Regions from separate parts of the Homo sapiens genome. Here region 1 is linked to region 2. Evidence: read pairs that join two places in POLR2A ChIA-PET (ENCODE). Cell type or tissue: OCI-LY7. All regions are shown on one strand.

The links. ChIA-PET counts read pairs that join two places held together with the same protein. Peaks named below come from ENCODE experiments on the same cell type or tissue, not always from the same donor. Only the 100,000 strongest peaks of a DNase experiment are listed, where the experiment ranks them.
Region 1: POLR2A ChIA-PET joins it to region 2 with 5 read pairs; 2 of 35 experiments call an interaction of 5 or more read pairs at or near these places.

Annotation. Positions count from the first base shown.
Region 1 is chr17:17,807,334-17,811,333 of GRCh38, reverse strand. It overlaps RAI1 (retinoic acid induced 1), which reads right to left. Exons shown (of 6, transcript NM_030665.4): 5 at 1,895-1,944; 6 at 1-1,364. The coding sequence ends at 1,353. Among named protein-coding and RNA genes, the nearest start is that of MIR6777, 4.2 kb to the left of the region's middle. RefSeq lists a silencer at 2,243-2,292. In OCI-LY7, no CTCF peak of the experiment used is centred here; a DNase peak (open chromatin) is centred at 1,993; H3K27ac peaks cover 758 bases.
Region 2 is chr17:18,155,924-18,159,923 of GRCh38, reverse strand. It overlaps MYO15A (myosin XVA), which reads right to left. Exons shown (of 66, transcript NM_016239.4): 48 at 3,588-3,729; 49 at 2,859-2,970; 50 at 2,694-2,768; 51 at 2,024-2,202; 52 at 1,286-1,401; 53 at 927-999; 54 at 577-649; 55 at 245-318. Among named protein-coding and RNA genes, the nearest start is that of ALKBH5, 26 kb to the left of the region's middle. In OCI-LY7, CTCF peaks have their summits at 3,181 and 3,381 (motif pointing right); a DNase peak (open chromatin) is centred at 1,653; H3K4me3 peaks cover 720 bases.

The DNA of each region.
Region 1 (4,000 bases), 350 kb after region 2:
TCTTCAGTGTGAAGCAATATACTAATAAGAACACTAGTCGTCTTAACATTTACAGTCTTCATATATATTATATATATGTATATGTATACATATATATACACTATATAACGAGGCCAGATATAATACACACGTTTACCATTTTACAGTCATATGTACAGGAAGTTGCTAGGGCGGCCCTGGGCTGGGGGCTGCGTCAGGCCTATCGAAGCGTGGACAGAGCTGAGGACACGGACGGACAGGCGGACGGACTGGCAGGGACTGGCCCGGGCCGGTGGTGGCTGCGTGGACAAGTGGCGTCGCGGTAGCCCCTTACCCGGCAAAGGCCCGGTTGGGGCTCTGTTGCGGGCGCACGACGCACGGCGGCGACACACGGGAGAAGCGAGCATGTTCCCAACATATATACATTCTATGTAACATATATATAGAGGGGTACACAGGTTTTGTACACGAAATCTAGCGCTGTCCCTGCTCCCGTGCAGAGTAGGCGCGGCGGTCCCTGGTGGTGCACAACGGTCGCGCGTCCGCCGGAGCCGGAGGTGCGTTCTGGCCGCTTCTTGGGTTTTGCGCTCCCAGGCTGGGCTCCAGGGGTGGGGTGGAGGACTGGAAAGGGGACAAACAGAGGCCAAAGGGTGTCCCAGTCCCGCCCACACTCGGGGATCCCGCAACCCCTAACTGAGCATAGCCCAGGTCTACCCCGGCTTTGCCCGAACCGCACGAGAGATCTGGCAAAGGCTGGGCGGGAAGGCCCCTGGACGCGTTCCGCACGGTTTGTTCCAAAGGCTCCGGCCTCTCCAGTGCCGGCCTAGCCCGCTCTCAGAAAGGCTTCCTTTCTCCCCCGCCTAGTCCACGGAGCTAGGAGCCGCCCTCCGCCTCTTCCAGTACTGTTTCGACCCCCACCCCCAAGCCCAGGGCTCCCAGCTGCACGCCACGACCGACTGGGGTGGCGGCAGCACCCACGTGGAATGTGTGCCACGTCGTCTTGAGATTCCAGAGGGAAAGTGTCCCCAGGACAAAGCCGTCTCCCACCCTCGCCGGAGGCTGAGCGCCCCGGGGAGTCTGGCCGCTCCGCGGGCTCCCCCTCCGCAAGCCTGGCCCCTGGGGTGGGCAAGAACGCCCTGTGCCGTCCGGTTCCGGGAGCAGGCGGCTCCGGAACGGGTTTTCCTCCCAACCCGGGGCCGCAAGTCTGAGCCCTAGGCGGCCGGATCCACGATCCGGGACCCGGATCAAGGATCGGCTCTGGACCAGCGCTGGGAGCAGCTCAAAGGCCCGGGGGCTGCGCAGGCGGCTCCTCTCCTTCGGCGGCGGGCGGGCAGGCGGGCTCCGGCGGCTCCTCCGGCCGTTGGGGTGGATTACTACGGCAGCCTCTGCAAAAGACGCCCGCCCGCCAGTTACCGACGACCTCGGACTTCACAGTCCATAGGCCCCGCCCCCAGTGTGGGCCCCCCGCCTAAGCCCCAGACCCAGGCGACCCCAGAGCGCGGCTGGGGTCTCCGCCCGAGGCCGTCGGCACCACCCCTTCTGGCCCCACCCCGTCCAGCTTCACCTTCACCTTCGCCTTCAGCTCCGTGCCACCGTCCCGCGCCCCCGCCTGCCCCACTCTGTCACCTATCTTGGGGAGCTGCAGGGAGGCCGTCCCAGGGACGCCCTCCAGCCCCTGGCTGCCCATGCCCCGACGCCTGCGGGTTTTCGGCGGCGGCGGCGCGCAAGTGGACAGGGACCTGAGCTGGACGGCGGCGGGGGCTCCTGGGGGTGGGCGGGGAGAGCTCCCTCCCCTAGGGCTGGGCCCTGCGGGGCTGCGCAGCCAAGGGGGCCCAGGGGACTGTGAAGGAGGTGCGAGGTGGGGCTCCTCTCCCGCTTGACACCCCTCGCCCTACAAAACACTGTGGTCCCCTACCTTATGTTTGGGACATTTCAAAGAAAAGTTCTCTTCGATGAATATGCAACCTGTGACCAAAGAGAAGTTTCGGTGGTTAGGACAGGGTGGGGGCCCCACAGCTGTGGGGTTTTGTCTGCAGCCAGGAGGGGAGCCGCACTGCCCGCGAGGCTCCAGACTGCAGGGGCTCTTTTCAAAGAGTTAATCAGATTCTGCACAAAACCCTCCACACTCCACTCCACTCCACGGCGCGGGTGCGGCCCCTGGCCTGGCAGTCTTGACTCACCTCACCTCCTCCGCGGAGAGCTTTTCCCCCTGAGTTCCACGTGCCGCCCCTCCTCACTTGAGGCAGTCCCTCAGTCCCTCCCTCCCTCCCGCCTTACTCTGCCAGCCACACTTGTCACTGCCTCCTAAGAGACTGGCCTGTGTGATCTTGTCTTGCTCCTTGTTTCTTCCCCACTGGCAGGCAAGCTCCCAGAGGGCACCAGCTCTGTCTTCTTCCCTGGATGTATGCCCAGCCCCTGGAAGAGCTCACTAACTTCCAGTGAGCATGTCATGAACCCCTGTGGACGGACTGGTAGTGGTGTTGCAAGCCTGGATTTGAGCATCTGCTACTTCTCTGAGCCTCAGTCTCCACATCTGTAAAATGGGCATTATGCCACCTACTGTATGCCTATCATGGAGATTGAGGATGGGAGTGTATAGAAACCATCTTGGCAGCAGCAGTGGCTCATGTCTGTAATCCCAGCACTTTGGGAGGATGAGGTGAATGAATCGCTTGAGCCCAGGAGTTCAAGACCAGCCTGGGCAACATGGCAAAACCTCATCTCTATCAAAAATACAAAAATTAGCCAGCATGGTGGCGCATGCCTGTAGTCCCAGCTACTCGAGAGGCTGGGGCGGGAGGATCACTTGAGCCTGGGAGGCGGAGGTTGCAGTGAGCTGTGATTGTACCACTGCACCCCTGCCTGGGCAACACAGCCAGGCCCTGTCTGAGATGAAATAAAATAAAATAAAATAAAATAAAATAAAATAAAATAAAATAATAAAATAAAATAAAATAAAATAAAATAATAAAATAAAATATAAAATAAAATAAAATTTAAAAATAAACCACCCTGCACATGTGTGGCATGCAGTGGGCGCAGGAGGCAGGGGCAGAGAGGACAACCAAGCATGGCCAGTGCTTATGCCCACCTAGGCCCAGGAGGTGTTGCTATCTCAGGGAGTCTCCACTCCCCTGCCTACTGCCACCTAGGGAGAAGCTGGCTTTTCCCCCAGGGACCCCCCAGTCTCTAGTCCCCTTCTCGGCTCCCCTCCCCCAAAGCCTCACCAGCCACTGTTCTGAACAAACCCCAGACCCAAAAGTAGCTGGAGGCTGGTGCTCTCTCCAACACAATCTTCCTGTTCACACTGGAGGTGGCTCTGTGCAATGGCATCATGACAGGGTGGTGGCCAGAAGGCAGGGCAGGGACAGCTCTGCAGCCCTGAGGGCAGGGCTGGGTGGTAGCAGGCCTCTCTGAGGCGATCTGCCCTTGTCTCCAGAAGCTGGAGTGCCACGGACCTGGAAACTGCCATTCAGGGCCAGCAGCTAGAGATGTGCCACGGCTGTTCCCCTTCCCTTGGCTCAGGCAAGCCAGATGTGGTTCTGGGGCTGAACTAGATATTCCAAAGACACTAGGCTAAAATCCCAGGCCTGCCCCTGGCACGCCTGGGTAGCTGCGGGCACTCCCACCAAGGGAAGTTGAGGGTAGGAGGTCGCCACTTCCAAACTGGCTCCCTCAGCACTGCCCCAGCACCACCCCACATGGGGCACGGGGCGGGAGTCACTGGGCAAGGCCAGTCCTCAGTGATCTGGCTCCTGACCTGGTGCCTGCACCTGGGGAACCTGGGCACTCACTGACAGGTTGGCCCCAGGGCCTGAGTGGGGAAAGGTTGAGACAGGACACTGTGGTGTAGCAGCCTCTGCCTGCTCTTCAGTCACTGCTTGTCTCCAAAGTGGGTTCCTTAACAAGAATTGGAAGGGGGCAGGATGAGTAGGCCAGGACAGCGCAGTGCAGGGCAGAGGCTGGCAGCCAGTGGGCAGCCCTGGTGCCCTGCAGTCCCAGTGCCTGACACAGAGGCCTG
Region 2 (4,000 bases):
CAGGGAGGTTACACACCAAAGACATGTGAGGGGCTATGTCATATACCAGGTACATAAGAACAGGGTGGGCACCTGAAGACAGGCCTGGTGTCCCTTTCCCAGCCCCCTCCCCACCAGCATGATGCATTCCTCTTTGGACCATGGGAGAGGTTTCCCACCCTAATGTCCTGTGACTCATTGATAGATGGGGAAACTGAACCACAGAGCAGGAAAGGGGGCATCTGGCAAAGTTGGCTGGACTGACCTTCAGGAGGTTACAAAGCACGTCCAGGTCACTCTGGCCCTTCAGTGGGGCATCCCCCATGAACCTCATTACAGCTGTAGGAAAGACCTATCCCACTCAGACCCACCAAACCCCCAGTTGCCCACCCACCCCAGGAAGCCCCAGGGCTGAGCCCCTCCCTGGGAGCCTTGGCCACAGGCAGCTGGGAGCTTCTATTCTCTTAAATGTGTTCCATGTCTGAGCTGGCGGGAGGGAAAGAATCTGAAGATCAGGGAGGAGTGGCAACCAGTAGAGATCACACAGTGCTGGATCCCACCTAGCCCAGAGCCCTGGCTGCAGTCCCACTCCCACACCTAGGAACATGTCGGTGGCCATCTTGCTGAGGCTGCTGTCGCTGAGTTCGATGAGGGATTCCTGGAGGGGAGTCTGTGGGGGAAGAGGGCTGTGTCATGATGGAGGAGGGACACGTCAGAACAGAAAGGGGACACATTGTGTTCCAAGGCCATATGATAACAGGAGGGTCCACGTCACAAAAGGGGAGCCAGGCCCAACACTGGGGACAGAGGCTGTCCTTGGGAGGGAATCAGGGTGCTGAGAATCAGAGGGTCTCACTGAGAACAAGTTTGTTGGCCCCAGGGGCCTGGGAGGGGGCCCCTGCATCACCATTTTACAGATGGGGAAACTGAGGTCCGGGACTGGACACCTTGGTGAAGCAAAGCATGTCCTCCAAGGTTCTGGACTCCCGAGGCTCCTTGGATTTCAGCCTGAGGCCATCCCTGCAGTGGGAGGTGGGTGCTACTGACCTGTCCTGCCCAAGCCTTGGCTACATCCTTTTCCACATGGGAAAGAACCCCCAGGGAGGGGGTTCTTGACCCACCACTGATCAGTCTACCGGTCACGAAGACCCCCAGAGGCAGGCACTGAAATGAGCCTCACACCTGGGTGGTCTCTCATCTCTCCCACCAGAAGTGGGGCCTCCGAGACTGACAGCCTGCAGTTTGGATGGCAGCAAGAAGCCCAGCACCCTCCCACTGTGGGAAGAGGGGTGGGGCCGCCACTCACTGGGGTCTCCTCTGAGGGTCTCGGAAATACTTCTGGGCAAACTCGAGCATTGTGTAGGGTGGGAGCGCCAGGGCGTCCTCCCCATGGTCAGCAGAGCGGGCCCTGACTGGGGGACCCTGCAGAAGAGGCGGAGCTAGGAAGGCCCAGTCCGGCCACACCACGCCTAGCCCTTCGGTCAAAACTGACAACGCAACCCCTAGCTGACTGGACCCAGATTCTCAAGCCGCCCACCCACCCATCCCTGTGGACCCACCCGCATCCCGTTGTTCTTACCCCTTCAGCCCGCCCACGCCTTTTACTTGCTGTGCTAACCTGGCTCCCTGCCCCACTTGGCCACGCCCTTGCCCGGGGTTGACTTCCGCAACTGCCACGTCACAGCTGACCCCGCCCCTCGCTAGCTCCACAAGCCGCCCACTCACCTGGCACCGCCCCAAACCCAGTAGACTTCACCAACTGGCGGGCCCCGGCTGGTCTGACCCCATTGTCCTGATTACAACCAGCTGATCTTCATCCTTCCCTACCCCATTTGGCCACACCTCCAACCATCTCTGGTCCCATCTCCCGGGTCTCACCTGCGGCTCACTCTACCTGGTTCACCCTCACACTAGTCCAAGATCAGCCACGCCCCAAGAGCCTGGCCAGGCCCTTGGCCCACCTTATCCCCACTCGCCTCACCCCTTCTGCAGCGGCCCCTTCCCCCTGGTCTACCCCGCCCCACCCCACCCACACTGGTCTCACCTCTCTCCTGCGGCCCACCTCCTGTGCAGCGGCTGCAGAGGCCACAGCAGCGGCCACGGCGGCTGCTCGGCCGCGGCCTGGCTCCGTTGGCAGCTGCAGGAAGTCGGGGGCAGCAGCGGGCTGCACCAGCTCCGAAGGGAAGCGGCCCACGCGCCCGTGGATGGTCCCGAACCTCCAGCCTAGGGGTGGGTAAAAGGTCTGAGGCAAACAGGAGGGTCTTGTCTTGTGACTAAGGGGGTCCTTTAGGGAGATTTGGGAACATTCTTAACCCTTCTCTGGAACTCTATGAGGCAGGCCAGGCCATCAAACCCATTTTACAGATGAGGAAACAGGCTCAGGGAAAGAAAGGGATTTTCTCAGGGCCACAGGACCATAAAGGGGAAGTGAAGCAAAAAGGCAAAGCAGGGTTTGTGGACTCTCAGGTCATGTGGAGACATAAAGAGAGATTCAGGCCACAAACATGGAAATGCCCACGGAGACCCCTCAGGCAAAGCAGAGGGCTGGGCTGTCTGGCCACCAACAGATACTGACAGGCCACGGCTGGACCTTAGGAGACCTGACCAGCCCAGGCCACTTTCGGGCACCAAGAAACCCTCACTGTGCATCTGCACCACGAGTGGGTGAAACTAGGATGCGCCCCGTATGGGGTTCCAGGTTCTGGGGCACACACCAAAGTCGGGGCCTCTACGTCGCAGCTCCTCCAGGTACACCACCTTCCTGCGAACCACGCAGCCAGCACTGTAGCCTATGGGCCAGGCTCGGGTCAGCATCTGCCAGGGAGGCCCCCTTGGCCAGCCTCCCCCTCCTGCCCCCAGCCCACCCCAGTGGCACTGACCCACTCGAGGTGGCTCTAGGGGCTGCAGGTGTATGATGTCACCCTTGTGGAAAGCCAGCAGCGCAGGGTCCTCAGGCAGGAAGTTCCTCACAGCGACCACGTAGTCAGAGTCCTGGGTCAGCCAGAGGCAGGGTGAGGGCAACAGCCCTATCACCCCACTCCCAGAGGCCTAGGGCCACCCCTGCTCCTCACATCCTTCCTGACTCATCAGGGAAGGGAGCCTTCATTAGGTGAGAAGAGGGAAGGGCATTCTGGGTGGAAGAAAGGGCTGGAGGGTGAGTCTGAGGGACACAGATGGACTTTAGGGCACACACATAGGCCTTCCCCACTCAATCCCTCACAGACTTTCCTGCTGAAGTCTTCCTCGGGCCTGGGGCACAGAGATGACCTGCCCTAGGCCTGGGGGCTGCCAGTCAGGAGTGGGCAGAGGGGATGGAAAGAGATTGTGATGCAGTGGGCGGGCCATGCAGCCAAGGCAGGAGGGTAAGGAGTACAATTGCTGCAGACCTCAGAGGAGGTGCTGTGCCACCCGGCAGGGGGCACTGGCAAAGGTTTTCTGAAGGAGCAGGCAAAAGGGAGAAAGGGTATTCCAAGTGGAAGGCACAGCCAGTGCAAAGGCCTTAAGGTAGACAGAAATCTATGGACACAGTCATATTTCCCTGGAACAGGGAGATCCCTGTTGCTGGCCCTCAGCCTGGGTGGAGGGAAGATCTGTGAGAAGATCCTGACCTTCTTCAGCTCCAAGATGAAGTCATCTACCAGGGTCTTGACCTGGTGCGCTCGGGCTGAGAAGAGGATGACCTTCTCACTGGCCAGGTTGAACTCCAGCATGTTCTGGGAGGGCATGGTCACAAACAGGATATCTGCAAAGCTGGAGGATGGGCCGGTGGCATGACTCCCCTGCCAGAGGGATGCCCTCCTTCCACCTATTGTGCTGCTTCTGATCCTGTCCTGCCCCATTTGAAGCCCAGCCCCACCTTGGCCCCATTGTGCCAGCTCCCACAGAACCCTAAGCTTCCTGCTTCCCCTCTCTGACCCAGGCTGTGGCTTCAGCTCAGTTCCTACCACCCTTTGGGCTGACACTCCGGCCCCTCTCCACCCTTTGTCCCTTGGTCCAAGCTCTAAATCTAGATTTGCACCTA